Linked DNA regions of Homo sapiens: region 2 is linked to region 1. Evidence: chromatin loops called from intact Hi-C (ENCODE). Cell type or tissue: mammary epithelial cell. All regions are shown on one strand. Links, peaks and the distances in the headings refer to the core of each region. The heading gives the core; the rest is flanking DNA.

What was found. A loop is a pair of places that touch in the nucleus more often than their neighbours do. Peaks named below come from ENCODE experiments on the same cell type or tissue, not always from the same donor. Only the 100,000 strongest peaks of a DNase experiment are listed, where the experiment ranks them.
Region 2: a loop joins it to region 1, with 2.2 times the contacts of the local background. A loop is called at or near these places in 4 of 110 quality-filtered maps.

Annotation. Positions count from the first base shown.
Region 1 is chr15:39,187,837-39,204,542 of GRCh38, forward strand. The region is part of intron 1 of LOC105370777 (a long non-coding RNA gene); the gene reads right to left. Among named protein-coding and RNA genes, the nearest start is that of LINC02915, 54 kb to the right of the region's middle. In mammary epithelial cell, for the core only: a CTCF peak has its summit at 10,338; a DNase peak (open chromatin) is centred at 10,475; H3K27ac peaks cover 2,420 bases.
Region 2 is chr15:39,294,241-39,310,946 of GRCh38, forward strand. All of the region lies in intron 1 of LOC105370777 (a long non-coding RNA gene), which reads right to left. Among named protein-coding and RNA genes, the nearest start is that of LINC02915, 52 kb to the left of the region's middle. In mammary epithelial cell, for the core only: no CTCF peak of the experiment used is centred there; a DNase peak (open chromatin) is centred at 10,031; H3K27ac peaks cover 2,262 bases.

The DNA.
Region 1 (16,706 bases), core at 9,233-11,732:
CCTGAACCTTAATTAGAATTATAGCTCTTCCTGGTCTTTTATGCTTAGCCTTTTGACAACCCTTCCATCTGAGTGTCTCCAAGGGTCCTATCTCTAAGCTGTCTACTTTCATTCCTTTTTAGCTCCATTATTGGTGATCTATTTCCTCTGTTAGGCTCTTCAACCCTTTCAACTGACCATCTTCGGCAACTTTTTAAGACAGGTATTTTTCTGTTTCCTACCATCAGCAGCAACTAGAGGCAAAAAGAAACTTGCTTCTGAGAACATAGATGCTGATCAATCAGAAGCCAAAACAATTATTTAGCTTTATTCTTATTCCCCTTTTCATCAGCGTTCTCTCTTATGCTAATTTGAAATAGAGACTTTGACTTAATAGGAGGCCCATGGCAGCTGACCTATTGGAGGAATACCCTAACCAAGACTTCAGATCAAAACGCACTTCATGGTGGAATACAGTCAACCAAAGTTCTCACAAGGTTTTTGAACACCAATTTAAATGGCTTTCATTATAACCTTTTTAGGATGATGGATGTAACACTGAAATTTTGTCTTCTAACCATACAATTTCACCAGCAATATTCAAGAAGATTTTCCAGACATCTGTTTCTATTTTTCTCTTTATTTTTCTCAGATTCCCTCTAAGCTCATTGGCTGACCTTGACATCACAGCCAAGCCCTAAATGAAAGCATTTTATCACTCTCCATTTTTTTCCAAAGAAGGTCTTGAGATTTTATTTTCCAAGCAATAACAGATTCCATTCCTGAGACTTCTTATCATATCTTTAGCCACATCATAAATAACTCGAATTTTATATTGACAAAGAAAGTTCTATTGTACTTTTTTTTTTTAAGAAACATGGTTAACAAGCTGAATAGGACCCCTCATTACTTTATATAACATGGTCGGTATAACTTCTTTCTGAACTATGATGACAAGCAGAAAATGGGGCATATTTGTATTTAAAGTATAAATTAGTCAAAATTTGAGCTGAAATTATAGCAAAGGAATTGTCAAGTTTGAAATGCAGTCTGATGCCCTTGAAAATAATGAGAATATAATTAGAAAATAGTACATAAAATTCACGGGTCTCAGAAGATCAGCTACAGAAGGATCACGTCATCCTAGGCAGAGTGTCTCAAATGTGTCTTTCAAATTGTTGCCCCTGAAGAAGTTCAGTGATGTATCCAAGGTCACATACATGGATTTCTGCCTAAGTGAACCTTCTTCCTGTTTTCCTGGGCACCGTGTCTGAGAACTGACTGTCTGACTCATTCTTTTCTAAGCCCTAGAGGGACAAGGTTATGCAATTCTCCACAGGTATTTTGGCAGCTTCTTAGGATATTTGACTCAGGCCTCATCTCCACTCTTCTCTTAGGAGAGAATACGCACATTCTATAAGGGACATTAGACCACCAGAGAAGATGGTTACTCCCACAGCAGGATAACAGCCTTGTGGGATTAGAAGGCCACCATTCTATGATCCAGCTTCAGATGAAATTTATTGAGCACCTACTATGCATCAAGCACTGTGCAAGGTGCTCCAACAGAGACTATCTTTCTTGGCCCAGGAGGTTGACATACCTAACCTGATTCCACCACCAATTAGCACTGAGACCTTGGACCAAACTTTGAGTCTGTTTTCTTTCTATAAATCTGAAGAAAAGTTACCTGGCCTTCTTATCTCCTAGAACTGTTGTGTGGGTCAAATGAACTAATAAGTGGCAAAACACTTTCTTAAAATGTTATTGAAATATAATGTACATACAGAAAACCACATAAGTGTATAGGTGGATACATTTCACAAGCTAAACACACCAGTGTAATCAGTGCACAGTTCAAGACATGGAATGAACATTACCCCATGAGTCCCCATCTAGGAACAGCCCCTCAAAGGGTAACCACCATTCTGACTTCTAACAGGCTAGCTGTTTTGCCTGTTTTTCTACTGTACATAAATGGAGTCATATGCTATAAGCTTTTTGGTACATGGCATTTTTTGTTCGGAATTATGCTTGTGAATTTCATCCATGTTGCTGTGTACTTTTGTAAGTTCTTTGTTCTCATTGCTATGTAGATTCCATTGTACGAAGAGACATTTTATTTCCCACTCCATTGTTGATGGACACTTGGATAGTTTCTAGCTTTGGTCTGTTCACAATTATAAACATTCTAGGACACGCCTTTTGGTGAACATATGTATTCATTTCTATTGGGCATATCCTGGAAGTGGAATTCCTGGCTCCTAGGCTTCATGTATATTCAGCTTTGGGAGATGTTGCCAAATGACTTTCCAAATGGTTGCTCCAATTGACATGGCCAATAATAGAACCTGAGAAATACCAACATTAGGTATTTTTAGGATTTTTTTTTCATTTTAGGTAAGTAAATTATTTCTTAATATAATTAGATTACCACCATTTTGAATGACTCATCTCAGGGCTCATCATATTAACACAAATAAATATTTCATATATTTGTACTGTGTGTCTGAGGACATTTTATTATTCAATTGTGGTATATGCAGCATCTGGATCTACGAAAGTTAACCACAATTAGGGCCACTGGAATATAACATCCATATTTATGCTATTCTATAGAAATCGGACATCCCAAGCTTGGCTGAATTAAAATATGCATTAAAATATATATTTCTCAACTAGTCTTATGTCCTAGCAATGATTATTTTAAAAGTGTAATTTAACTAAATTAACTAGCAAGTCTGGTATCTCAAGGTAAAGACTTTTGGCTTGAAGAGCTTCTCTAGAAGGTAAGCTTTCAGTTCGGAGGAGCCTCAGAGACCCTTCAGCCTACTCTCTCATCCTATAGGTGAGTAAATTGGGGTCCCCCAAAAGAAAGGACTTACTCGTGACACCGGAGCTACTTAGTATCAGAGCCAAGACCAGAACCCAAATCCCCAGAGCCTCCCTTGACTTTTTATATCGTCCCTGCCTCAAACTGGCCAAGGTTTCTTAAATAGTTAAGGAATAGATGCTGCTACACAGTAAGTGACCACAGAGGAAACCTCATATGGACAGGACAGCGGAGAGAAAGGCCTAGGTGAATTCAGTGAAGACAGAGCAGCTATCGCAGTTGACTGTTCAGAGAGGCACTGGGGGAGAGCGGTGGTAGAATATTCTGTTGGTCCTTCCCCAGGCTGCCAGTGAGTGCAGACCGGAGACTAGACAGAAAGGTCTCAAAGAGCAGTCCTGGCCAGTCACAACCCTCCCCAGCCACACATTCCTTCTGAAAACTTCCTCTGAGGTCTTCTCCTTCCCACCACAGAGTTCTACCATTTGCCCAGATTACTCTTCCCACAACCTTCTCTCATGATGCTCCTGCCTTCACCCTGCTAATTCCTGCACATCCTTCAGATCTCAGTGTCTTCTCACTCCAGAGCATACATAATCATCACATCATTCCTCCCCATGCTTGGCACTTGTTAAGTCCTCAGTAAATAATGAGGAATGAATGAATGAATGAACATGCTATCCAGTGCAGTCCTTGTATAGTAATAGAGGCAGAAGTCCTTGCCCTGGTCAACTTACCATAGTTTCTTGTTCTTTGTCAGGGCACAGGAACAAAGGAGGGGGTTGTTGATATTGTTTCTTAAATAACTTAAAAACCATCCCCAAGTATTGATTCTAACCTACAAGCAGAGTTGAGAACCACTGCTTGGGGTAATTGTTATCATTTCTGGTTGTATGTGAGAATATTTATTATTTTTTTAAATAACCTTTATACAATCAAAAGGAAATTTTTGAGACTTTCAATTTTTAAGTAATTTGAGACTTATGTAACAGTTGCAAACAAAGATATATTTTTAATAAGAAGAATAAATGAGAATGGACCTCAAATTTTTAATTTTCTCAAAGCCTAGAGTGGTTTTGTTTCTCTGCTCTTCCCAACGTACTCCTGCCTACTACCACTACCCTCACCAGCAAAGACAAATTAAAAGGAGTGGGGGAGACAAAATGAAGCAAAACAAAACAAAAACCTTCCATTATAGTGTGGTAGAATGGCCAGAGAAGAAAGGAGACAGTACCAAGCTAAGAGGGAAAATATAAAAACAAGAGGATTAGATGACATCAATGCAGTGGTTTTGCTCAGAAGACAAGGAATGTTGGAATGTAGATAGCAAATTCCTGTCCTGAGGGACAAGTTTCAATTCTGTAACTGTTAGACATGAAAATACAATAGGGCTTAATCTTACCAAATATAGATCCACCCTGGCCAAGTACAGGTATGTACCTTTGTGTAGTCATTTATTTGCCCTTCCCCTGCCCACTGCTTTCCATTAGCACATAGTGAAAATCTTGCCCTGGAAAGAAAGGAGACTAAAGCAAAAAGTGAGTTAACACATTGGATTCTTCTGACATAGCTTAGACAGTTCCTCCATCATCAATCCCCTTAAGTCATATTCAGTGAGTGTTCTGCTGGCTGGAAGGAGTTAAGACATTTTCCTATTAATATCAGGTGGCAAATGATAGGCCAAGAACATCTGATAGTTTTTGCTACTCTGTAAAGTTGAGGTTTAGCATCCAAAAGTAGTTACTTTCCTTTCAATAGAGAGGGAGGAAGAGCAGAGTGAATAAAACAGGAGCTGGAGTCTTGCCCATGTAGTTCTATGAACCTGGACAAGTTGTTTCACCCCTCTGTGGCTCAGTGTACTCATCTACAAATAAGGGTTACAATAGTACCTACTTCAAGAGTTGCTAACGGGACTTAATGAGTTAATTAATACATGTCAAAAGCTTGGAATTGTGCCTGGCACATAACAAGGGCTCAAGATATGTTAGCTGTGATCATCATAGTTATACGCTTGGTTTAGCTATAAATTCTTATTTTGAAACTGCATTCGTTTCAGTGTAAGTGAAATATCAGGAAACAATTTGAGCATAATGTAAATGCCAAGTTTACTCTCTGCAATTTTATCTGCAAAAAGTATTAGATGAACCCAGGAAACTGCACTCAGCTGAATTGAGCTATGTGGGATCCACAAAATCCACACATTCACAAACCTGAGACGCCTACCAGCTAGTGTAGTTCACCATGTGTGTGATGGGCCACACCCATCCACAACCATCGTTATAACTTTTGATCGATTTCAGATAATCTCCTCACCATTTTGCAATAATTTATCAACCGCAACCCTTCAGATACCCACTTCCACAAACAAATTTCTATCTTTTTTTCTATGAGTGTTCATTGTCAACCTTCAGGGTTTGAGACACACTGTCAGGAAGAAGTCCTGGAAAGCGAGCACAGTAAACAGGAAAGACAGAACTTCTGTTGGTCCTCATTTCAAGATGGTGCCTGCATGTTTCAAAGGTCACCAAGCAGAACGCCAACCCACTGAAAATATTGCATAATGCATAAGGGCAGAACAGAAAATTAGGACCTAAGTGTTCAGTACCAAATATATTAGACTTTTTCTTTCCTTAAAGTATATTCAGACTGAGATTCCTAGAATTAAAACAGCTTTTAACCACAGAAGAGTTATTGTAACCTTAAATTTCTGGATAAAATTCAGAGTGAAATATGTGCAAAACAAAATTGAGATCATTCCTGAATAACCAAGTTAAGCCTTTTGAGGCACTGAAAGCAAAACCCTCTCTGTGTGTCTTTATCTCTCCCCCTCCCTTTCATACACACTCTTCAAACCAATACAAAAAAATTACTTAAAGAAAATATAGGCATGTAAATATATAAAATAAACTCTAAGTAAATCTAGAGTGTAGGAAATTTTGAGAGTACAAAAATAAGGAATGCACAAAATTTAAGCAAATTTCTACCCCCATTGCCCCTCCAAATGTAGTTTTACAATCTGCCTGCAAATGTTTATCAGTAAGAAGAGAATGCCTAATGGATCAGAAACCTGATAAAAACATATTCAAGTAGAAAAAATGTTTTCCTCTAACTAAATAGTACTGTATCCTAGGGATCAAACAAACAAACATAAAGATAGTACACAGCAGAGGCTAAATGCCGCCGCCCTGTTTGTTAGTTGATGACTTCCTGATCTCAGTTAAGAAAAGTCAGCTTGTGCTGCTATGGATCTTCTTAGAAGGTAGAAAGAAACTTAACCCCATGCAAAGCCCCATGAAATTCATTTGCAATTACCTAAAGCTCCCAATACCCTGAAGTCTTATAAGGAACACTACTTCATTTTCAATTTACAAACAAAATTATGCATTAAATTCCTGCCATCTGCCACATACTGTGCTTAAATGCCATGCTCACCATTACTGCCTGAGAACCACGGTGGTGGGAGCAGGAGGCAGCTCTGCTCTCCTGAATTCAGAGCTTGGACTTAGCCTTCATCAGAGCTGCTAGCACCACTGGAGAGCAGCGTTTTCATGAGCTCTGGGAACATCCAGGGCATGTTTAGAGAAGTGATCAAGACTCCTTCTTGGGGGGTACCCAGGAAGGTAGTCTCTGCCCTGAACTTGGCTCTTTTCTCAGAGCAGACTATGTGACATTTAATTTCTTCACTGAAAAGAAAGATGTGCTGTTTATAGGGCCAATATAACCACAGGAAATAGCAGAAATCCTGAATTTAGAAATGGTAAAATTCCTGAGAGTTGAAGGCTTATTGAAGACTGTGAAAGATCATCTCTGGAAACAGTAGATAGGAAGCCATGAATAAAGCCAGTATCAACCATTGTTATGGGGATGAAGCTACAGGACAGGTCTCACTGGCCTCAACTTAGACTTAGCTCCAGAGTCAGCTAATATCTTTCCCAGGAAGAGAAACTTGGACAAGATTCAGCATAAACATTATCCTGGACCTTGCTGGGCATTCTTCTCTTAACAGAGTTCATCTGAGCCTTCAAAGCATTCATATTGCTGGAAAGTTGCCATTGTAGCCTCCTGTAAGCCTTCTCATAATGAACCAGACAGCCATATGGAAGAGAGTGGATCATCAAGTTGGAGTGACAAGCACGGACTTCATCATCAAAGATCCACCTAGGCCTTTGCTCAGTGCTCTATCAAAATGTAGGATTTGGATACCAAAGTGCACCAAATGGCAAGGACTGGGGGTTCTGAATAATAGGTCTTGGTCTAGACAAGCCCAATGGAGCAGGCGTGGCCTCTACCATAAGCTCTCAACTTGGCTCAGACTTATAGACCTAACTTCACCCTGACATCTTCATCTTCCTTCTCCACCCTCTTCTTAACTCCAAACACAATGATAGCCTTCTCCTCTCCAACACTTAATGGTTTTTCTCATTTTAGTGCTAAAGGTCTTTGGACAGTTTCTGTCAAGTACTAGCCCTGCTTGTCTGCAGATCCAGAGAGCCTTAATTGACAGATTCAACTGTGCCTATTCCTGAACCAATTCTGATCAAGAAAGTGGTCCCACCAGTCAGTGCTGACAGGAATTAGTCTTTTGCTGTCAACTAATGGTTTCCAATTAGGGCAACTTTTTCCACCCAGAGATATTTGTCAATGTCTGGAGACATCTATGGTTGTCACAGCTGAGGGAATATTAATTAATAGCACCTAGTGGGTAAAGGTGAGGAATGTCATTAAATACCCTACAATGCAGAGGGTAACCCCCCACCAACAGAGTACTGTCCAGCCCCAGCTGTTCACAGCGCTGAGTTTGAGGAGCCCTACTCTACCTAGTCCCAGGGATGAGGCATGGGAACCCATGCACAAACTGAGTCAAGCTTTCCTTTACTGCCCTATTGTGTTCTCCTTGTCGGTTTGATTTCAGCCTGGTGTACCTGCTTCAGGCTCTGGTTTTCCCTGCTGAGTCCAGAGTCTCGCCTAGGGCCTTGCCTGTTTGTCAGATACCTTGGTTTATGGCAGACCCCTCACCTGGATCTCCAATTGGAGTTCTATCTATATAGATCCACAAAGCCATAATTCATTTAATTTTCAGTATTCTTGCTGCAAGAACCCTTTCCACCAATCCCTACTTACCTGACCATAGTCCAGGAACAAAAACAGTGAAGTCAGCCTGATTTCCAGTGCTTTGGGATATAATATTCTGGACTTCTGACTGCTTTTCTCAGGGGTCATCCTACACCCAACCTGGTTGCCATTTCTTACCACCCCCCAAAATCTGTCCCTGAGGTCCCAAAGTGACTTGAGGCTGAGCTGACCCCCAGGATGCTTTGAGGGAAGAATTTCTAAGGGAGCAACACTAAGCACTATGCTTAGGGTAGCACTGTGCTGGGCAGACACTTTAACCCAAGCTCTAAAGCCATGATGAGTCAGTCCAAGACACTATTCTCGAATAATAACGGCAACTTCTTATGAGCCACCCAAAGTAATGTCTCTCTCTTTAGTAACTATTTCAAATTTTTGTGTGATTAGCCATTCTCCAACTCTGGGTGTAGAGAACAAACCCATAGCTATTTCCCTGGAAGGGACAGCCACACACCCTGCCAGGATATCCTGCTGCCCCCAGGCACTATATGAAGACATACCCATTCCTCCCTGCCATGGCAGAGAAAGTCCTTTCCAGAGAAGAACTTTGGTTTCTTGGCCTTGTTCCAGACTGAACCAAAAGAGGAAACGAAATAGACAAAGCACCAGATGGAGAGTAACTAGTCAGAATGATTCAGTCCACAAACACCTCCATATCTAAGAAATGAGCACAGGTTTCCAGCACACTAAGGTACATCTGGGTGGGGTGACAGCAATAGGTGCTCATTTGAAGCAGTTGGAGATCATGGTACACAAAACCAGCCTTCGAAGTAGTATGTTACCGCAAGAGCCATGGCCACTTTGAAGTAAAATCAAATTGTCATTGGTGAGATGAAGAAGCTGTGGAATTTCAACCTGGTTGGTTTCAGCACTTGCTGTTACATTTGCACTGCTGTTTAAAATGCTAGTTCTATTGGATTCTGAGGATACTATACAAAAAAAATTCCCAAGAATAAATAAAGAAGTAGTACCCCAAGCACAGGAAATGATCATCAAAACTCATCCTTTCCTATAGTGAAAGGATTACTATTTCACTATTACTATAGTGAAATCAGTAATTTTCACAAGGAATCTGCATCACCAGCAATCCTCCCTGGGGAAAAAAATGGAAGTGAATAAACAGATAAAACCTAAAATAGGGGCTGGGCACGGTGGCTCACGCCTGTAATCCCAGCGCTTTGGGAGGCCGAGGCGGGTGGATCGCGAGGTCAGCAGATGGAGACCATCCTAGCTAACACGGTGAAACCCCGTCTCTACTAAAAAAAAATACAAAAAATTAGCCGGACATGGTGGCGGGTGCCTATAGTCCCAGCTACTTGGGAGGCTGAGGCAGGAGAATGGCGTGAACCTGGGAGGCAGAGCTTGCAGTGAGCCGAGATCGCACCACTGTACTCCAGCCTGGGCGACAGAGCGAGACTCCGTCTCAGGGAAAAAAAAAAAAAAAAAAAAAAAAAAAACCTAAAATAAGGCAACCATTTCAAATAATGTAATAATAAAATCTAAAATATTACACCCATTTGAAAGAACACAAAGATATAACCTAAAATATTGCAACAATTTTAAAGGTTCTATAGATCTAAAGTAGCGGCTTCACGCTTTTTGAATATAATTCTAAATAGCACAATGCTTCCTTTTAATTCTTTTGGATTCCTGGAGAGACAGCTCCTGGCTGAGTATCAGTTGAACACACAGGTTGTCTAGGCTTTTCAATGATGGTGATGGACTTCTTTTAAGCTATCCAAATTTTTTCTTCGAAATCAACATCCTTGATTTATGTCAGCAAAAAAGCAGCTTTCTGGGGTTTCAGTTACACCTGAGCTCTGTCCATTGCCAAGCCCATATGTACCAAGGAGTTTCAGATGCAGGAAGCCCAACAGCATGAATTATTCTGAGACATCACCAGAGAACACAAATAGGCTAGGGCATCAGATCAGCAAGTCATAACTAAGCTTTCAAGCTATAGCTGACAATGAAAATAACCCCAGAAGTCTTGAGAAGCACAACCTATAAAGCAGAGGAGTGTGCTTTTCTGGAGTGAGCATGATCCAGATTTACCAGAGGAAGCATGTCAGCTGTAAACACACTCTTAGCAGCTCCATCCTAACCTGTTCCAGGCTCTTTGGGGACTGACAATCTCATCACCTGCATAGCTTGCCACAAACTTCCACGCTAAGGCATTTGCACGTAAACTGACCTTCACACTTCAGCTAATATCTTCACTGCACAATGAAATGAATGTGAACTAGAAAATCAAATTCTGTGTAAAAATAGGCAAGTCTCTTCCCAAATAAGAACAAAAGCCAAAAATTCACCTTATAAATGAGCTTTAGGAATAAGTTTTATGCTATTTTATTTTTATAGTTCATGAGGGTTCTGCAAATACTATAGCTAATCCAGTGTCACCTCCAACAGGATCTTCCAGGTAGTTGTGATTTATGTCTTTATTAGTCATGTTAATTACATAACAATACCTAAAGGGCTGCTTCTTGCATTCATTGCTTGCTCACACCACAGTAAAAAAATAATCATCACCTGACTGGTATCACAAAGCTTTCTTTCCACTACACTGGAACATTTTTACTCATCTCACACGATGATTTCAGAAGGACTGGAAGTCCATGGGATGGGTGCTTGAGCCATTTGAAGTGGCCTGTGTGTCAGTCAAAACCATTGCACCTAATCCACCTGAACAGGGTATGTAACTTCTTGCCTGAGTTGAGTCTTCTTTACCACAGCAGACTAAGGCAGGCTTTTATCCCCGTCATGGGTGAAAGCTTTAGCAACTGCTGCTCTCTTTCCATGTGGAGGATCATACATTATCACTGTACTTCTGGCCTCTCACCAGAGTCCCGTTCATTCACCCCTTGACAGCATATATAAGCCACATCCTGTAACTTCAGCTTTATCGGTAATAAAGATGATGTTTTGGTGTATGATTGCCTTATTCCTTTGTCTTATTTCTCAGTTGTGTTTGAATTTGGCCACAAAAAAAGGACTTTCCTTAGAATAGTCTAACATTTGGTGGATTGGTTGGAAACACTGAGAAACATAACAAATGGCTGAAGTGGGAAAAATAAAACAAACATTAAATGATCTTGAGCGGTTCTGGGCTTTGGATTTTTTTGTGTGCATGAGAGAGATGTTTTGACCTTAGTGGATTGCGGAGGCTTTTATTAGCTCATAAGGTTGCTTTTTATAATTTCACACTTGGCTTTTTAAAAATTCTATGACTTGGAAAAGGGGCCTTAGGCTTTAGGACATAATATTTCAACCCCGACAGATAATTACAGCTTGTCCAGTGGTAGCTTTATATGGACTGTTTTTTATATGTAGTTGTTTGTTTTATAGATTGTGACAGCCTAAAGCAAGATTCCATTGCCCTCAACAAAGACGTAACACTCAGGGAAAATACCAGGACAATTCAGCTTTGACAAAGTAGTGGCTGGGGGACTCAGAAAGCCTGGGGCTCAGCCAAGTCACATGTGCAGGAATGTCATCAGCAGACACCAATTGCACGAGACTTAGAAAAGGCCTGCCTTAAGTGGATGCAGGGAATCTCATGGTGAAGTCTTTCCCCTAAACAGTACAAGCCACTTGTCTTATCACACACATGCTAGTGATTCAGGGACCTCAGCCTATGCTAGTAGGCAGCAAGGCCACATATTTAGTTAGTGGCTGAGCAGGGATCTGAATACAGGCTGGATTTGCCCCAGAATACAAGCTCTCAATCAACTGTATTATTAGTTTTCTTTTGCTGCTGTATCAAATTGCCAGGAACTTAGTGACCTAAAACAGCACAAATTTATTATCTTACACTTCTGGAGGTCAGAAGTCCCAAGTGGGATCTACTAGGCTAAAATCAAGATGTTGACAGGGCTGCAGGCCTTCTGAAGCATCTAGGAGAAAATCCATCTCCTTGATTTTTCCAGCTTCTAGAGGCCACCTGTATTCCTTGATTCATCCTTAAGGAAGTAGCGTAGCAGCTGTAAATCTCTCTAACTCTGACCCTCTTGTCTTCCTCTTATAAGGACCCTTGTGATTATATGGAGCCTTTCTAGATAATCCAGGATAATCTGCCCATCTCAAATCCTTAATGATGTCTGAAAAGTCAAAGTAACGTATGACAGGGTCCATGGGATTAGGATGTGGATATGTTTGGGAGGAGGTTCTTCCATCTACCATTCCAGGACTCATTCAGCCTCCCCTTCATGTTGACATTGCATCTGGGGCCATAGTTTTTGACAATATACTAAGCCCCACATTCTGAGAATGTAATTTTTTCTGGGATAATTGCTTTAGAGGATGAGGTTTGGCTTCTTTTCTCAATATGGTAGGTGTGGCCCACCAGTGAAAATAATAACTGCTTGAAACTTTTCATCAGTAAAGTCATCAGAAACCCAGCATATATTTTCTGCAGTCCTGCAGGAACCACACCAGCCTCAAGAAGAGCGAGCCCCAGCTGCAAGCCCTGGCAGGACCCCTCACTCTGCTAACACTGTGGAGACCCCTCACCCCAACCCTTAATGGGAAGTCAGTATATAATTAGTCACGTTGGGTTGGGCTTTTAATTCACCAAAGCAGTAGAGTTTGATTCAGACTTTAATTCACTTGGGTTTTGTTAACATTAGACTTAAACTTGCGAAGGGACTAATGTATCGATTTTAATTCTTCTGAGAGAATTTCACAGAGGGAGGAACTATATTCAAATTTGGGGCATCCTCGCTTTCTTGGCATTTTATTCGTGGAGTTTCTCTCTGCATTTTCACTTAATTTTATTTCATAACTTCCAGTAGGTTATATTGGACAGTTACTTCCAATAGATTATATTGAACAGTTGTAGCAGGACAGCACTGAGCAAGGGAAACAGAATAGAAAGAATATTTTTGGCCTTGGAGTCCATTTAATTACTGCATTGTTCTGACCCATTTCAAAGCCTCCTGCAGAAAAATCTCATCTCAGCAGGAGGAAGCCTGCCCAAACCAGCCCTGCTGGGTAAGTTGCTTTAAGTCCAGCAGGAATCAGTGTCTGTAGTGGTGGAGATGAAGCAGGCTGCAGCATGCTATTGCTGAATGGGTTAAAGCTCCAGGACTCCAGGAGGCATCTTTACTTTACAGTCCTCTTACCTCTCTCACCTAGGGCCCCTAGAGTTGTGACAGCCAAGAAATAAGCCACATTCTCTAATATCAGGTGTGTTCATTGAAATGGTGATACTTTGAACTCTAGCTGACTTATTATTTGTCTTTTCTTTTTTCAGTTGGATCCAAATTTAAGTGAAAAATGGGGCTGTTATTTATTGGGACCCCACGAAATTCCCCCTAATTTTTTTTCTCTAGATTGTTATACTGGCCTTCTAGTGGGTCTCTTTCTTCAGTCAGTTCTTGAGGCCTGTGCTGTAGGCATTTGAGTTTGTCATCTTTTGCTTACAGCAGAAGAGCTTAACCCTTTTTGAGACAGGAACCCCTGTGAAAGTCTGGCAGATCCTGAGGACCCCTTTCAGAAATAATATCTTTAAATATGTAACATAAAATACACAAGATTACAAGTAAAATAATCACACTGAAATACAGTTCTCAAAAATGTTTTAAAACAAAATTTACCCTCAGCAGGTGATGATAATTAAGGTAGGAATTAGTGTAGCTTCAAAGAGGATATAAAACATAATTAGTTCTGTAGTTGTGAACGCTATAATTTAAAAAAATCTGCAGGGAAATCAATATAGAAATATAGAGCTTTTTTCGTGGGGGCGTGCAAATATACAATTCATATAATTTATATGAATCCCTATTATTACATTAACATGATTTAGTACTTAACCTATAAGCACCATAATTTAAATATGCTGATAGCACAAATGATATTTCAAGATATCTCTAGCCACCATAACAGAATATGGAAAGATCTATGATCTGTATTTGTAACAAAGTCATAGGAAATAATTCAGATGCGATGTGTTGCCGACATTCATAAATGAAGAAAACGGCAAATTTCAGTTAGAGGTTAGTGAAATATATGTTTCTTTCCAAACTCATGAACTCCCTCCATGGAAACCCAAGTTTTAAGCCCCATTCTTAGAGTGGCTGTCTATTGTTTATCTGCCATAGGAATACCCGCTATTCTACTGTCCCTTACACCACTTATCTATCAGATATCACTCCAGTCTTTAACACTTCACCAGTTTCATTCTTCATCATTCCTCAGTGCTGAGCCACTTTTATCCAAAGTAAATCACATTTTTAACTGTAATACACCAAATATTCAGATTTGCCCACATGCAATTCCTTCATCTTAAGTGATTGCTCCAAGTTCTGAGGCTTATTCAATATGCATTAAATTGTACATGGTTTTGTTAATATTTCTTAGTCTATATGTGTGTATTAAAATGAAGAGTGGGTGCTAAACACTCAGCACACATGGACATAAACATGGGGTAATAGATACTGTGGACTACTAGAGAAGGGAGGGAGGGGGAGGTTGAAAAACTACCTATTAGGCACCAAGCTCATTACCTGGGTGCAGCATACCCATGTAACAGACCTGCACAGGTATCCCTGCATCTAAAATAAAAATTGGAATTAAAAAAATGCCAAAGCAACTTATCTTACTGAAAAGATGTGAAGATTCACTGAGTTTTCATAGAAATGTAAGCTTAGTGAAAGCAGAAATTTCATCAGTACTATTTATCTTGTATCCCCAGTTTTGGGCAGACAGAAGGAGCTCAACAAACACTGTGGAATGGGTAACTGATCCAGTATTCAATGATAAACTCAGATTTCTTAGTGACACAAACACATATTAAAGAGTATAAAAGTTACTTGGGAAACAAGAGTACATTCTTGAAGAAACTGGCTTTAATTCTTGGAATGTCTATTTTCATATTATTAGAAATATAAAGTTTTCTTCTTACAAATGTTGTGCAAGTATATAGGGAATGAATGATTACTTCCTTTTTTTAAATAAAAGATGTAGTGAAAGAGTCTATCAATTCTTTTATTGCCATTAATAATGACGAATGTTTAAGTCCTGTACTATAAAACACTGTGTTCCACACCCTTTATAGCCACCTCCTGTTATGATGCTTCAGATACCTTAATAAGCATATTTGCTCAATGAATAATGTTGACTTTTGTTCCTTTTGTATTACTCAATAGCTCAGAGTTTCACTATTTTTTCCCTGAAATATATAGATCATTTTTCAAACATAGAAAACATCAGTTAAATTTTATCTCTAGTTTTTTGAACATATATAAATAGAGCAGTTATTTCCATTGGTGGTTTCTTGGAGTGAGGATTGGCATGGATGGGTTTGTTTTTTGAGTGATAATAAAATACAAGATTAATATACTATGATTTGTTTTTAAGAGCTAAAAGCATTTTTTAAAGTTCAAGAAGAGATCCCTCAGTGGGTTGTAAAATCATTTTAGTGGGTCACAAACATGATTTTTAAAGGTGAAATAGAACAAAGTAGAAAATACCAGAATGCATCAGACATAGTAAGGAAGGAGTGTTTGGTAAAACTTTTGGGGAAAGGGGGAGAAAGAGAGAGAAAGAGAGAGTGTGTGCGTGCGTGTGTGTATTTTAATGAGTTGCAATATAAAATGTATTTATGACTGTAGGTCATGGTCAAAGCATCTAACATACATTAATTATGGCCATTATATTGAGTTTATAGATAGAGAAAAAAACTGTGGCTCCATACAACACATAGAGCTGGTCACAGAGTTGATGTACTATTATATTTCTTGACTCTCATTCCAGTCCAATGATCTCCCATATAGAGAAGATTTTATTTTTATTTGTTCAGATTTCTTGCTTCATTTTCTTTTAAAATGAACCAATCATGAAGACAGAATTGTCTGTCTAGGTCACACAAGAGTCTTTATCACTCTTTAAGACCTTTTGTTTTTGTGTTTGCATTTCTTGGCATAAAAATCTTCAGCTAGCTGGACTTTAAGGTGGGCATCGAAGTTCTGTATGGAATATGCCTATAAAATGGCATTGGCAATTCTTGTATCACATGAATATTATAGAAATTAAGTGATGTAATGTGTGAAAATAATCAGTACAATGGCCCACTGAAAATGCTACATATATATTCAAAGCTAGATTTACATATCCTTAAGCTTGCCTTTCATGGACATTTAATAAGACAGCCAACAGCATAAGAACATAAACTTATTTCGAAGATTGAAATACCCTTTATTCATCAAATGTGACCAGTCAAGCAAAAATATGCGACTATAAAGAATGCTATTCTTCTAATGTTGCATTTTAATACAATCAAGCCTATGTGTGTGGCAACATACACAACTGTATGTTATATTTAATTACATTATACATAAACATGATTTTTTGACCATTTATTGGAGAAAAACACATTTAAAATATAGAATACTGGGCTTGTGTTTAGGTATGAGTAAGAGTTTCCTGATATAATTGTTGTTAAGCAACATACCACAGAATTCTGTGGCATCTTCTTCCTCGAATTTTGTTTTAAGAATTGCTATTTAAAACTGACTCAATCTGTGCTGATTAGAGACTAGGGGACAAAGTATATAACTAGCACATTATTTGTCCAAGTCCATATTCTATAATTCATTTTAAAATATTTTGAAATTAAGCTCTTTCAATGTATTTTCTAAAAGGACATATTTATAAATTAATTACATTTAAATTAGAGAATTATTAATTTCTGCATCAGATTCAACAGCATCCTCCTTCAACCACCTCAATTGTCTCAAGATGAAATAGCAGTTAATCCTCCAAGAAA
Region 2 (16,706 bases), core at 9,062-11,561, 110 kb after region 1:
GAATTTTATTGAAAGCCTTTTCTGCATCTATTAAAATAATCATGAGGTTTTTGTCTTTAGTTCTGTTTATGTGACAATCACATTTATTGATTTGCATATGTTGAACCAAACTTGCATCTTGGGGATAAAGCCTACTTGATCATGGTGGATTAGCTTTTGATGTGCTGCTGGATTCAGTTTGCCAGTATTCATTGAGGATTTTTACATCAATGTTCATCAATGATATTGGTCTGAAGTTTTCTTTTTTCGCTGCGTCTCTGCCAGGTTTGGTATCAGGATGATGCTGGCCTTATAGAATTAGTTAGGGAGGAGTCCCTCCTCCTCAATTTGTTTTTTGAATAGTTTTGGTAGGGATGGTACCAACTCTTCTTTGTACATCCAGGGGAATTTAGCTGTGAATTTGTCAGGACTGGTTCTCTTAAGAGAAAATAAGAACTACCTTTTAAAAAATCTACTTTTTTTAGAGTAATCATTGATTACAGAAAAGTGCCAAGTATTTTAGTTATACATGTACCACAAGAAGAATGTTATATTTCTCTTTTAGTGATTTTCTGGGCAATGATTTCTCCTCTCACACTTGTCTTCCAGTTGTGGGAAATATCTAAGATTCCTTCCTCTGTCCTCGCTCTCCACATTCACTTCAACATTAACTTACTCCACCCCTTTGTATTTCTGCAGACTAAACTGTAGGCCCAGTTAAAATGAGGGGCTTCTAAACTAAGATAATCATCTCCACCAAAAAAAAAAAAAAAAAGTAATAATAAGCTCTCTGTGGGAGGGATGCTCCTAGAGAGATATTTTGGGGAGCTTCCTGGGTAGAGACTGCACCAATGGACTAACTGGGGCTAGTAGGCTTCAGGATGGCCTTATCATTTTAGGAGGTTTTTAGCAAACACCTGATCAATGAACCTAAAATACTAAATATTGGGGATTATAATTGTCTGCTACATATGTGAACTAAGGGGTAATTTTCTGGGAGCATGCCCGTAGTTGTTCCAAATGGCTATCACCAAAAAATACAGCTATTCTTACTTTACATGCATTCTTGCACTAACATTTTTCCAAAGAAATGAGAAGAATCAAAATTTATTCATCTGTATTCTTTCAAAAAACTTAAATCCAGCACTAGGCTGGGTGTAGTGGCTCACGCCTGTAATCCCAGCACTTTGGGAGGTCAAGGCGGGTGGACCACCTGAGGTCAGGAGTTCGAGACCAGCCTGGCCAACATGGAGAAACCCTGTCTCTACTAAAAATACAAAAAATTATCCAGGCAAGGTGGCATGTGCCTGTAATCCCAGCTACCCAAAAGGCTGAAGCAGGAGAATCCCTTGAACATGGGAGGCGGAGGTTGCAGTGAGCTGAGATCACGCCACTGCACTCAAGCCTGGGCAACAAGAGCGAGACTCCGTCTCAAAAAAAAAAAAAAAAAAAATTCCAGCACTATTTATTAAATATTATAAACATAACATCAGCCTAATCAATACTGACAGCATATAAAGACTAGAGTTGAAAACATAGGCAGTGGGGCCATGTTTCCAATAATGGAGTGTACATTCCATCACTTCCTAGCTATACTGGTTTTCTACAGCTATTGGACCAAATTATTACAAACTAAGTGGCTTAAAAACAATAAGTTAACTTTCTCACAGTTTTGGAGGCCAGAAGTCTGAAATCAAGGTGTTAGAAGGGCTGGTTGCTTCTGAAGCCTCTGAGGGATAATTTGTTCAATGCCTGTCTCCCAGTTTGGGGTGGTAGTCAGCAATTTTTGGCATTCCTTCTCTGGTAGATGCATCGTTCTAATCTGTCTTCATCTTCACATGGTGTTCTTCTCTGCATGTGTCTCAAATCTCCCTTCTTTTCTTTCAAAAGGAGACCAATCATCGGATTTAGGGCCCACCCTAAATCCAAGATAATCTCATCTCAAGATTCTTAATTATATCAACAACGACCCTATTTCCAAATGAGGTCACATTCACGGGTACCAAGGATTAGGACTTGCACATATCTTACGGGAATCTATTCAACCCACTACACCAGCTGCATGACCTTGGGCAGGTTATGCAAACGTTAAGCCTCAATTCCTTTATCTATAAGGTATTAATAATAACAACACTAGAATTATAATCAAGATTAAACAAGATAACGTATATAAAGTGCCTAATATATTGCTTGGTTTATAGTGAATACTCAACAATTGTTAGCTGCCAGTATTACTATTATTTTCATTATTTTACTATTAAACACTCTGCAGGATTCAGAAAAAATAAAACACAAATCCTGTCCCCAAAAGTCTTACAATCCAAGAAAGGATGAATGTACATTTACGCCAGGCCTGACTTTAACTTTGTAACTCAGTATCATTAAGCACATGGGTGCTAAGACATTTTAGGGTACAGAAGACAGACTACAGGTTGATTCTTGAGGTGCTGAAAGACTAAAAACTTTCCCTCTTTAAAATCAGCATGCTCTCCTGTCCCTTTCTTCTAGAACTTCCCAAGGAAAGAGCAAGTGAAAAAGAAGCTTTTGCTATGCTCCTTCTAGTTTTCCACAATCACAAATGAAACATCACTTAAAATTGCTAGGTACAAGGGCCACTTGTGTGAGAATTTACACAGGCAGCAGCAGGCAACATCTTCCCACTAATCTTCCCCACTGGCTCTAGTTTCTTACCACTTGTCAATACATTGACATATTATAATACATGAAGGTACAAATCAAACATTATGTACACAATTCATTCTTCTCATACTGTCGGCTGCCCCAGTAAGTCAGCATTGTCACAAAATGAAATTGAATCTCAAAGGACTCAAACACCAAGTGGAATGGAGTATTAATGAGTAGAAGATCCACCAGAGTAATGTGTTAGGCCTTCTGAAGAAAAGAAAATGCAAATGACACCTGAGTACAGCACTAGTCTCACAATGACATGTTTCTTAGTAATTGAACAAAATATGTAACTATTCTCAGTTGCATTTCCCTCTCAGTCCTATGTTCATTTATTTGTGGAACCTAAAAGAAAAGTAGAGGTTTCACCCAACAGAAAAGGAGAGATATCACCCAAACACTCAACAAGATATACATACCCAAATAACTGGTTATTCAGTGAGTTCCAATTTACTAAGTAGGTTTCATGTAGTCAAAACAGTCAAATAGATTTATATATAGACATGATCTTTAATACATTTATATTAGTTATTAATTAATTTCACTCCAAATCATTGAGGCTTAATTTAAATGAACCCTTATGAAAAAGGTAATAACACTTACAAGCTTAACAAAATGAAAAGTTTGAACTGGGTGGGGAGAAAGGTTTTTGTTCATTGTTTTCTAAATTCTTAAACAAAAACCATAGACATGTAAGGAGGCTTTGGAAAATTTTAAAGCGAAAAGATCTGAGGAGGTTTTTGACCAAAAAAAACAAACCCAATCAATTTTAATGTAATGCCTAAGATCCAAGGATGTAATGACAAGAGAAAACAGAAGCCATTTGTGTAGTTTGAATTTAGCTATTTTTTCCTGAGACTTACTCTATTTGCAGTTGATGGGGTTAATGAGTGGGTCTGTTGGCCTGGTGGTTATATGATCCTATGCAAAAGCCACATGGCAAGAGAAACCATTCCCCATATGTCCTGATTTGGATCACTCCTGTGCTGTCTGCAGTAAAGGATCATTTCATCCAAATCTGTGGTCAGTGGCAAAACTATTTGTTGAACTATCCCAAAGCACAGAGCCTCACTTATTGATGAAGTGACAACTCAGGGGGCCATACAAATGGTTTTGTGTTTTTTTGTTTTTCCCAGGGAAGAGAAAATTAGTGCTGGAACTCAGGTGCATTCATTACGGAAACTGAAGTCTAAGATGTCACCACAAATATCATACAGTGAATGACTCCAAATCTGGAGGGGTGGAATCATGAAATGCAAGGGGAAATAATATTCTGGGATCCAAATACACAGCCAGAAATGGGCTTCTCTCAACTGATTTGTATGAGGTCAGAGCTTTGCTCTGGTATTTGAGTAGAAACAAAATCTTGGGAGTATGTTTCCTTTTTGGAAGTCCCCCCAGTTCTGCAGTACAGTTGTCTAGGACCAAATCTCCTTCAAGAAAATAAGGAGGGAAATTGGTTTCCAATTAAATGCTGAATGTACCATCAGAACCAAGCAAAGCTGCCTCCAACATTTAAAACATTCAAAACACTAAGCAATTTGACATACTTTTTCAAGGTGTTGGCCTTTTAGAAAGCCTGAGGAATGTTATTATAAGACACAAAGTGAGAAGCTTATGTACCATCCACCCTTTTTACCAGACTTAGAAGTTCCTCCCAGATTCTTTTAGGAGCAGAAGCAGAAGGCAACTGAAGGTGACATGAGGTGGCTCTACTCGTTTATAAGTTTAGGGTCTGTGATAAGGGCAGAAAACCATAGATGATGAAGGTACAGACCTTTTTCTCTGTCGTAATCATACTCAAGCTCTTTGCCAAGTTTAGAGGTTTAAGTACAAATGTCAAGCACCCTCTCTGAAATGTTGCCACCAAGAGCACTCCACACCTCCATCTGGAACTTCAGAAGATCACAGGCTTTTCATAAATCCCTGTATCATCCCACGAGCTATGACATCTCAGCAGCTACAAAGTCTAGGCCACTTGTATATCAGTCCGTTTTTCATAGTCTCTCCAGAGTTCCTTTTAACCTTTCTTTCATTGCCTCTGAGAAGAGCTGAGTTATAGACTCTGCTTATATATAAACTCTATTTATATAGACTCTAATTATATGAATAATTATTTCTTCAGGGGCTCTTGCAAATTAACACAAAATAATAATTAAAAATGAAACGAAATTGAGGATATTCTTAGAAAGGGTGAAGGACATGAAATACATTACTATCTGGGATTTCAACCTTTCCAAAGGTCAATAAATCCCCAAATAAAATGTAAATCCAAGGCTACCTGAGAATTCCATTTCTGTTGCATCTTTGTTCATGATGAGCATATGTCTTTTCATTTTGAGGACTTTTTAAAAGAGAAGAGTGACACACAATGCAACATGGACAAGGAATGAAAATTGCTTTAGACACTGCACTTTGAACATACAAACCTGGGAGGTGCCAGGGTCTGACACTGTATATTTCTTCCTTTGATCTGATTCTTCCAAACAGGATCCATGTACTGGCAAATTTCCCTAGTGTTCCCTGGTAAGCATCAAAGTAAACCACTGGTTGGCCTCGGTATTTCTACATTGGCTTTCTCCATTGTTTTTATACATAAAAAAAAAAAAAAAAGAAAACTCACTGGGCATTTTACATGTGGTTTCCATATTGTTCCTTAATCATTCAGTTTGAAAGTAAATCAAAGAGGAATGAAGAGTTAAAGTGCTTGAGATTGGGGTGAAAACTTCAGACTCCTGTAAGTCAACATTAATGTGTAGAGCATTTAATACAATTCTGGAACATCTGCAGGGCAGCTGTCTTACACAGACCAGGTTCTCAATAAGCTTTCATTATGTGTCACCACAGAATGGGAAACAAATATGTGTGTGTGAGTTGGGGAAGCAGAGGGTGGGGGGTGTAATTTGTAGGAAACCTAATTGATGTAACTTCCATTGAAAACAAGACAGATTATTCAAACCTATTCACAACAATATGATTATGAATACTCACCAGAGATATACTGAGTAATTACTGAATTAATGAATCAGGAAGGTTACTTTTCCCCCATGTACATTGGGAAATCAAAACTCAGTCAATTGTCTTTATGGCAGAACAAAACAACTATGATTCAAATATCCAACAAAGTTGGAAAAACCTGGCTTAACTGAGGGATGAGCTTATTGCATGCCTGCTCGGGTCACATGGGACATCTCAGCCCCTTTCCTCTCCCTCAATCTTGTCCCCTCTGTGGGCAGAAGCTCACCACTCAGCATCTCTTGTGCTTTTATCCTTAGGTTCCAGTTAGAAGCCATAGACCTCTGCTGCTTCTCCCAATTCTGTCTTCCTCTGCTGATCACACTGCAGAGTTGGTACCTCAGGCTGCCTACTCTCTGCTTTTAAAAGGCTTCAGAGAACCCTTCTTTAACTGTGGTCTCTGGAAATTTTCTATGAGATGTTGATTCTTATTCTACAAGAAGAGAATCTCATGGTCTAATGAATGTGTAAAACATCAAGTTAAACAGAGTTCTTTACTACAGAGCTTCTCGAAGCCTTTAATTTACCACTGTACATTATGGATCCAGGAGAAAAAGCAGATTTGGTCTGGCTGGGTCTTCCAGGGGTTCAGACATTTTTAAAACTCAGAAAATAGAATTGTTTTGTGTTTCTTCTTTCCAACCACTCAAAATATTTGAAAGGTTTGAGTCCGCTCCCTGTAATAACAAGGCAGTGCATTTTAGTCACCTGCAAAGCATCCTTCATCTTCTACTTAGAAGACACTGGGAAAAAATGAGAAGAAAACATTTACTCACTTTTCAGGAATCTGATATATTAATACCCAAGTTATTTTTACAAATTTGCAATTCATTGCTATGTTCATACTGGTTCTTTCTGAAATTACTATTTTTCTTTCATTCTTTTTTTAATTATACTGTTCTTATTTGCTATTATTAAAAAGAAAAAAGCCCCATTATCAGCTACCTAAAGAATGGCAGAGCACAACTAGGAAATGTCACCAACATGAAAAAGAAAGATTAAAATCTTCCTACCAAATACCTAGACTATGAGTCAATCAGGAGTTGAGCGACTTGAGTTTAGCCAGGCAGGGCTGGAAATGACTAAAATAAAGGACAACCAGGCTACTGATAGTAAATCACAGCTGGAAATGAAATTAAACTTTTAAGTTTAAGATTTTACAATTTGTTTTGGTGTGTTGGTGGGTGAGTGGTGGTGTGCGTGTATGTGAGTGGATAGGTATGTTACTGTGTAAAGGGTAAAGGTTTGGGGGTAAAGTTTTCAGTGGATAAGGAAACAAACAAGATTTAAAAATTTAGTTAAATAAATGGAGAGTGGAGAAGACATTCAGGTGGAAAAATACAAAATTAACTTTAAAAAAGAAACTGAGGGATCCAAAGGTCTGTAAGAGAAATATTCTACAACTGGAGAACATGTCTAAGACACACAAAACTTTATCACTATGCAGATTGTACACTATTTCTTATGCATCCCAATAAATGTGCCCAAAGGTAGCACTTTAAGCTGCACAGAAAATACCAAAGCCCAGACATATTTCAATGCCAGTTCCTGGGCAGGCTGGCCCTCAGGCAAAATATTCTGGAACACCTGGTTGGCTGGCAGATTTTCCTGGATGGCAGTGTTTTGGGACCAAACAGGCATTTATTTCAGCCTCTCTGATGCTTTCATATGGTAAAGGAGCAATCAAAGAATACTGGCTTTATTTTCTGAAGCACTGGTTTTGATCCACCTAAGAGGAAATGGCAGGGGCAGGGGATGGGAGGAGGGAAGGGGAGTAATGTGTTTCACAGCTTCAAATCAAACACTGTTGGAAAAAATGTCCAGAAAGCAATTCAGAGTGAAAATATTTGCTTTCTGGCTAAATAGCCAGTAGCTTTTTATTGCAAAATGGAAATAAACAGTACTGCTCATTTATACCAAAAAAGGGCAATCTACAAATAACCCAAATCCAAAAATAAAGGTATTGCCCAACAGACTAGGACATGATTCACTAAGGTCTTGACTTCAGAGTTTCACCAATGGTCATGGCACATGGATTAGAGTGGGCTGCGGTCGTGATTAGTATTAATAGTAAAAAGTCTCAAATATGCCCAAGTCCACACCCCAGAAGGATATGGGCCACAGTCTGTGTGATCCTTACCCTTCACTCTATTTATTGAACAGATGCATTCTCTCTCTCGCTCTCTCTCTCACCCTCATCCCATGCCCTGCGATGCTGAAGACCCATGTCCAGACCATATGCAGTGACCAAAATAAAAGAAAATCACACTGAAATGAACTCTATGAAATTGTTCTCTTTAATAGCCAACAGTTTATAAAAGAGAGTGAAAAAATAAATACAAAGCTAATAATGCTTACAATGAGGAGACAGAAGTTGGCCAAGAGAAAGAAAGAAATCATAATAGTATTCATTCATTCAATAATGCATTAAATACCTACTACACTGGGAACTGCAGATACAAGGAATAAAATATATCATCTGGTAAGAAATACGGGAATCAACAGATATATCATTCTAGATGTTCATGTATAAACTGATATTTTACATCCAAATAGCACTTTGAAGGCTTCAGAGACTTTTCAGCCACATATTTCACCTGATCCTCATAACATCATTTAGATATAGATCAGGCAGGTAATATATGACACTACAAAGTCAGAAAGGTTGATCTTCTTTCAAACATTCTGTTAATAAGGATGAGAACAGAGATTGAATCTCTGGATTCTTGTGCCACCCTCTATATATCTAGAAAATGAACAGTAATTTAGTAAGAAATCTTTCTGTGTCGAATCACTCCAAAAATAGCTGTTCCTCTGGATCCCATAGTCTGCACTAATTAGTGTATTAGAGCTATTTTTGGAGTGATTCAACACAATAAGATGACAATTATAAGGAAGCTTGTTTGTTAGCTTTTGATGATGACCAACATATATCATCTTGTTTGATGATGATTAACATAATCAAGCACTAAAGAATAAGCTACCTAACATCCATCCTTGAACTTTGTATGTAAACTGGAGTCTTCTCAATCCTCTAGAATTTGTCTGGGTCACTGCCATTCCAGAATCTACTCATGGTACCTTCTGTATCAGGCAGGTTTTATTCTCTGAGGTTTGGGCTCTAGTTTCCACCCACATTCACAAACAATGGGCACAGTCACGGAGGCTCTGAATGCAAAGCTGTGGACTCTTCTCAGCATTTTTGTGGTTGTCTTGGACATTCATAAGGATCCAAATGGACCGGGTACTTTGACTTAGCACCAGTCTCTACTTTTAAACTATTCAAAACATCCCTGTAAAACTTAGAAATGGCTCATGGCTAGGGTTGTATTAATCAACCTTGGGTTTTTAATAAATTCTGTTTGTTAGCATTTTGCAATTCTAGAATTTCACTTGCCCTTAAAGCTAAGTCATAAAGAATGGAATAATTCTAGACTACTTTTACTGCACATTAGATGAAAGACTTCCTCCCAGCAAACATATCACTATGTAGAATTAGTCACAGCTACTAGTATTAAAAATCCCAGACAGAATTTGGAAGTCCAAATTGTGAATTATTATCCGTTAGTTCATCCACTGAAATCATACTTAGAATCTACTATGTTCCAGGTGCTCTTCCAGACACAAGAGCCCCAAAAGTATGAAGACAGTCAAGCTCTCCACTTTCATGAGGAGGAAATAATAACCAAGGAAAAATATGCAAGATAATTACAGTTAGTGTGAGTGCAAAAACACAATAAAATAAGATGATATATGAAGAGTAGGTAGGGAAGAGGACTTTAGATCAGATGATCAGGGAAGGACTCGAGTAAGTGACATTGGAGGTGCACATGAGGTTACCAGCACTTGGAGATTTGGGGCAGAGCACTTTAGCCAGCAAGACCAGCAAGAGCCAAGGCTTGGGGTAGAACTGAGTCTGAAACTACACCTAGAGCATGGCAAACAAGGGGCATCGCTAGTCCAAGAGGTTAGAAGTGAGCTGTGGTAAAGAGATGAGATCTTTGTCCTAAGTGTAATGGGAATCCACTGGAGAATTTAAGTTAAGGTAGTGAAGTTATCTGATTTCAGCAAGTGGACCCCAGAACCCCTAAATATAGGAAAAGATGCTCTTTAGGAGGCAGTTGGCTTATTTTCCTGATGAATGGAAATGCTGTGTCTGAATAACTTGCAAAAGCAAAGTGGAAAATCTGCAGGTGCCACTCTTGAGTGCAGAGCCTTGCTATTTACTTATGGATCCCAGAGGTTTCTGACGTGGTCCTGGTATAAAAGATTCTAGGCAGCTGTGAAGAGTGAGTCCAGGGGTAGCCAATCCCGAGTTCTGTCTGGGCATGTATCACAGCCACAGTCACGGAGGCAAGTTTGTGAAGGTGGCTTAACACACAGCATGAGTATCCCAGCATCGTTGCTGAAATTGCTTCCTCCCTGCTGTCTCCCAGGAAACAGACTCACTGACCCAATCTTTTTCTGCATTTCTAATTTCTGCCATCAATGGCCAGTGATTATCTAAATGGGATTGCTCAAGTATGTCTTTACTGTATTGAAGATGAAATAGCAGCCACAAGGCATTTTTTAAGCATGAACTACCTTTAGTATAAAATAAACTATTTCATTTATTCAGCTCATCATCTGTTATCCTTAAACAGTTCCATATGCATTGGTTTATATTTGATATACAAGACTGCTGAGCCATAGCACCCACGTGGTAACAGCAGGCACACGTTTTAAACAAGCTTGATGTTACTGCCCTATAATATCCTGCCACAGAGCATTCTTTCCTAAGAGTACAATGCTCTTTGTGAATATCACCTCATTAATTCTGGGAGAGGCAGTGACAATCCCTTTCCCCGCATTTTACCCGTAAGGAAACAGAACCACAGAGAGATTCAGAGTGAGCCAAGATGATGTGCAGTTACTTGATGGCAGGATCACAGATAAATTCCTCATTTCATTTGAACTGAAGACTTTACATCCTGCCCCACCCACACGATGCCAATTCATCAAGCCCTAACGAATAAAGCTACCTAACATCCATCCCTGAACTTTATATGTATCCTGGAGTCTCCTCAATCCTCTCCAATTTGTTTGGGTCACGGCCATTCCAGAATCTACTCATGGTACTTTTTGTATCAGGCAGGTTTTATTCTCTGAGGTTTGGGCTCTAGTTTCCACCCACATTCACAAACAATGGGCACAGTCATGGAGGCTCTGAATGCAAAGCTGTGGACTCTTCTCAGCATTTTTGTGGTTGTCTTGGACGTTCATAGGGATCCAAATGGACCGAGTACTTTGAGTTAGCACCAGTCTCTACTTTTAAACTATTCAAAACAGCCCTGTAAAACTTAGAAATGGCTCATGACTAGGGTTGTTTTAATTAACCTTGGGTTTTTAATAAATTCTGTTTGTTAGCATTTTACAATTCAAGAATTCCACTACCTTATGTCTCAAAATAAAGTTAAATTTTAAGAAAGTATTTTCCATCTTGAGTAGCCTACCAGTTACTGTTGATGTCAATGATGCCAAATTTTTAGTGACTTGTTTCAGGTTTGATGAAGCTCATGATGACAGCTGTCTTTTGTGGCTTGTAGAAAAGCAAAGGAAATGCAGAAAAAAGACATCTGATCTGAAATTACTTGGTGGGTAAATGTGAATTTGATATCTGTGAGAAGCAAGTAATATTCCAGTTGTCTTCAGGTTATTTTCTCCAGCAATTTTGCACCATCGCTACATCTCTAATATCACTGTAGGTTGTCTTTCTCAGTGTGAAAAATAAATAATGAAAATCTCTAGGTTGGACTAAAGCAAAGGACAACAATGGGTCAGCCACATCAATCTCCCTTGTGCTCTCAGTTCTCCTCAAGTATTTCGTTTTCATGGCATTCCTCAGTCCACCTAACCATCTGGGCCCATAAACAAAAATATTCATTAGTCCCTTAACAAAGAAACCTTATTCACATGGTTCCAAAGCCATGAGTACATTCTCAATTTTTAAAATTTTTTAATTAAAAAATAAAAGTTGAATATATTTATGGTATACAACATATTTTGAAATATGTATACATTGTGGAATGGCTACATCAAGCTAATTATCACATGCATTGCCTCACATGCTTATCATTTTTAGGGGCTGAGAATACTTAAAGTCTACTCTCTTAGTAATTTTCCAGTGTATGTTGTACAACAGATCTCTTGAATTTATTCTCATAAGTGAAATGTTGCACCCTTTCACGAGTATCTTCTCTCTGCCCCCATCCTCTAGACCTTGGTAACCATCCCTGTACTCTCTACTTCCATGAGTTCAAAGTTTTTAGATTCCACGTATAAGTGAGATCATATGGTATTTGTCTTTCCATGTCTGGCTTATTTCACTTAACATAATGTCCTCCACGTCCATCTGTACTGATGTAAATGGCAGGATATTCTTATTTTTTTCAGGCTGAATAGTATTTCTTTGTGTATATATACCACATTTTCTTTATCCATTAATCCACTGATGCATTTAGACATTTAGGTTGATTTCACAGCTTGGCTATTGGGACTAATGCTGCAATAAACGTGAGCATGCAGATATCTCTTCAACATACTTATTTCATTTCCTTTGGATATATACCCAGTTGTGGGATTGCTGGATCATATGGTAATCCCATTTTTAATTTTTTGAGGAAATTCTGTACTATTTTCCATTATGGCTATACTAATTTACATTCCCAATAACGGTGTGCAAGAGTTCCTTTTTCCCTACATCCTCACCAATAGTTGTTATTTTTTGTCTTTTTGATAATAACCATTCTAATAGGTCTGAGATGATATCTTATTGTGCTTTTAATTTGCATTTCTCTGATGATTAATGATGTTGAGCACCTTTCCATATGTCTGATGGCCATTTGTATGTCTTCTTTCGAGAAATGTCTACTCAGGTCCTTTGTCCACTTGTGAATCAAGTTATTTGTGTTCTTGCTATTGAGTTGAGGTCCTTATATATTTTGGATATTACCCCTCATTAGATGTATACTTTGCAAATATTTTCTCCCATTCTGTAGATTGTTCCTTCACTCTGTTGTTTCCTTTCCTGTGCAGAAGCTTTTTCGTTTGATAAAATGTCATGTGTCTAGTTTTGCTTTTGCTGCCTATGCTTTGAATTCATATCTAAAAAATAATTGCCCAGACCAATGTCATGAAGGTTTCCTCCTATGTTTTTTTCCAGTAGTTTTACATTTTCAGGCCTTATGTTTAAGTTTTTAATCCATTTTGAGTAGATTTTTGTCTGACGTAAGACGGGGGTCTAATTTTATTCTTCTGCATGTGAATATCCAGTTTTCTGAGCACAACTTAGCAAAGTCTTCTCTCCCCATTGTGTGTTCTTGGCATCTTTGTCAAAAATCAATTGACCATGAATGCATGATTTATTTCTGGGATCTCTATTCTGTTCTATTGGTCTATGTGTCTGCTTTTATGACAGCACCATGCTGTTTTAGTTACTATAGCTTTGTAGTAGATTTTGAAGTCAGATAGTGTGATGTCTACAGCTTTGTTCTTTTTGCTCAAGATTGCTTTGGCTATTCAGGGTCTTTTGTGGTTCTATATGAATTTTAGGATTTTTTTCTACTTATGTGAAAAATGTTATTCACAATTTCATAGGGATTGCATTCAATCTGTAGATCACTTTGGGTAGTATGGACGTTTTGACAATATCAATTCTTCGGATCCATGAACACAGAATATCTTTCTATTTATTTGTGTCTTCAACTTTTTTCATCAATGTTTTATAGTTTTCAGTGTACAAATCTTTCACCTCTTTAAATGTAATCCTAAATATTTTTATAGCTATTACGTATGGGATCATTTTCTTGATTTCCTTTTTAGGTAATTTTTTTGTAAGTATATAGAAATGCTACTGATTTTCGTGTATTGATTTTTGTATTCTGCAACTTTACTGAATTCACTTATTAGTTCTAATAGATATTTGCTGAAATCTTTAGATTTTCTAAATATAAGATCATGTCTGCAAACAGAGACAATGAACTTTTTCCTTTTTAATTTGGATACCTTTTACTTCCTTCCTTTGTCTAATTGCTCTGGCTAGAAATTCCAGTACTATGTTAAATAGAAGTGATGAGAGTGGGCATCCTGGTCTTGAACCTGATATTAGAGGAAAAATCTCTGAACTTTTCACCACTGAGTTGGATGTTAGCTATGGGTTTGCAGTATATGGGCTTCATTGTGTTGAGGTACATTTCTTCTATACCGAATCTGTTGAGAGTTTTTAATCAGGAAAAAATGTTGCATTTTGTCAAATGCTTTTTCTGAAACTATTGAGATGATCATATGGTTTTTATCCCTTCTGTTAATATGGTGTATAACATTTATTGATTTGCATATGTTGAGCCATCCTTGCACCCTAGGGTTAAATCCCATGTAATCACGGTGAATGGTCTTTCTAATGTGCTATTGAATTTGGTTTGCTGGTACTTTGTTGAAGATTTTTGCATTTATGTTCTTGAAGCATACTGGACTATAATTTTCTCTTCTTGCAGTGTCCTTGTCTAGTTTTGTTATCAGGGTAATGCTTGCCTTGTAAAAAGAGTTTGGAAGTATTCCTTCCTCTTTGGTTTTTTGGAAAATATGAGTTCTTCTTTAAATATTTGGTAGAATTCATCAGTGAAGTCAGCAGGTCCTTGGACATTCTCATTTGAATGTTCCATTTTTATGATGTCATTCATTGAGCTACAAAAGAACCACTTGATACTAGTGTCCAAATTCCAGTACTTTAATGAGGTACACAGATTCTCACCTAAACTCTTTACATGTACACTACTCTTTAAAGATACTTAAAATAATCTTAAACTAAGTGAGCAGTGGATAGAATTGAGGTAATCCTGACATAGTCTACATACAAGTGCTTTCTTACAGCAAAATAGAAACAACAGAATCTGATTCTATACCTAGGTCTTGTTTCTTCAATAATCTTTGAGTTAATCTGTCCCAGAATTAATGCCTGTGCCATTGCCCAGAATGCTGAATGACCCTGGCCGATACATGTTGACTTGCTCAGAAGTCTCTTCAGGGGAAGCTAGCTAAACATGATCTGGGAGAGGACTACGCTTGAGGACGTATCAGGTCTCTACTTTTCATGTTTTTCTCTTCCCATTCTACTTTCCACAAAATATCCAGAGATTCTTAGAAGGGCCAAATGTTGAAGGTGGTCATGCACAGGCCTAGCTTGATTCCCAGCCAGGGTAGGAGTTTTCTAAAAATACTATCCCCATCAGATTCCTGATACTTATAAGTTTAAAAGTTGAACAAAATCTTATATACACAATGTATAATGAGTCTTAAAATGTTATTTCCTAGGAAAAGGAAATCTATGATTTAAAGTTAAACCAAAGTATAAATATGTGGTATCAGAGATAAGGAAAATCATGGTCAGAAAACCTGAGTGCAGACCTCAATTCTGCGACTTTTCCCCATCTTTGTGAATCTGGACAGTTTATATATCTTGAATCTTAGCTTCTTGGTTTGCAAAAAAAAAAAAAAAAAAAAGCATAATAATTAATGCCATGGAGATTTTATAATTAAAGGGAGAATAAAACTAATGCACCAAACTAATATAATCAATATTGCCAACAACGAATGATGTTTAGTCTTCATTCTTACTTTATCCATTAGCAGCATTTGATGTCCTTGACCCCTCTCTGATTCTCAAAACGCTTTTTTCCCTTGGCCTCCTGGATCCTACACTCTCCTAGGGTTTTATCTTCCTCCTTTGACTGGTTGCTTCTCAGTTTTCTTTATTGTTTCCTCATCTTTCTGGCATCTTAACATCTGAGTGTTCTAGGGCTCAGGAGTAGGAAATCCTCAGCAGAAGCAGACTGCAAAGTCAAACCTTTCAAGCATTCAGAACCAGCAAAGTCTGCCTGTGGGCAGACAGAAGAGCTGTCCACTATGTAGTGAGAATAAAACTCTACCCAAATGTAGATGTCTGCTAAACTCCAACGGTGAAAGGAATGGGATGTGACCCCATGATCAGGATTACCCAGAATAATCCTCACTTCAGTCTGGCCGACATCCACAAGTATCTTATATTTGGCCCACCTCGAACTGAGGAGGACTCAGACACATGTTACTGCCCCAGCCTGAGGCCATCAAAGAAAACATCTCAAAGATTCTCTTTTACCAAAAAGATTCATGTCAGATTTTCAGACTAAGGCCCTTGGTACTAATGAATTTTGAGTTGGAGTGGTAGCCTTGGCAAAATAATGATGACAATTCAATTTAGGCCTCCTAATATGTGGATGTTCCTGGAGGTGGAGGAAGAAAACTTGGACACAACTGGAATGTGTGTTAGACAGCAGAAATAGAGGCCATGACCAGCTTAGGCCCTAGGTTCCTGAGATACAATAATTCTTCTGAAATGGTGTCCTTTTACTCTGTCTTCCTAGAAGAACTCAGCTCTACAAGTTTTAAAACATTGCTGGGAAGAATGATCTCCATTTTAAATTCTGGATACACGGAGCTCAAGATGGCAACAAATCCAACACTAAAGAAACCGATACTCCTTAGGCACTTACTTTATGCCTAACATTGCTATGTGTGATTCACATGTTATCTCCATTAATCCCCATAATTACAGGGACACACTAGTATGACCCCCACTTTATAGGTGAAGAAATTGAGGCTCAGAAAATGGTTAAGCCACTTACTCAAGGTTGCCCAGCAAGTGATGGAGTCAAGATGAAAATAGGCAACCCGATTCCATAGCCCACATGCTCCATGGCCCTGGTGCTCCATGCTCTGTGCACAGACTGGCTGAGGCAGAGCTGCAACAGGATCCCTGACAGCTAAAGTTGCCATTACAATGATGATTCGTATCCTTCATTTAAATATAGATGAACACCACAAAATGACAAATGTATCTTTATGTTAAAGGTGTGTCCATTATGATGCAATAATTGGCCCTTTTAGCATTTTCATTGCCACGAATCACACATTATGTAACTATTACTAAGCTAATCCCACTAAAGCCTATTAAT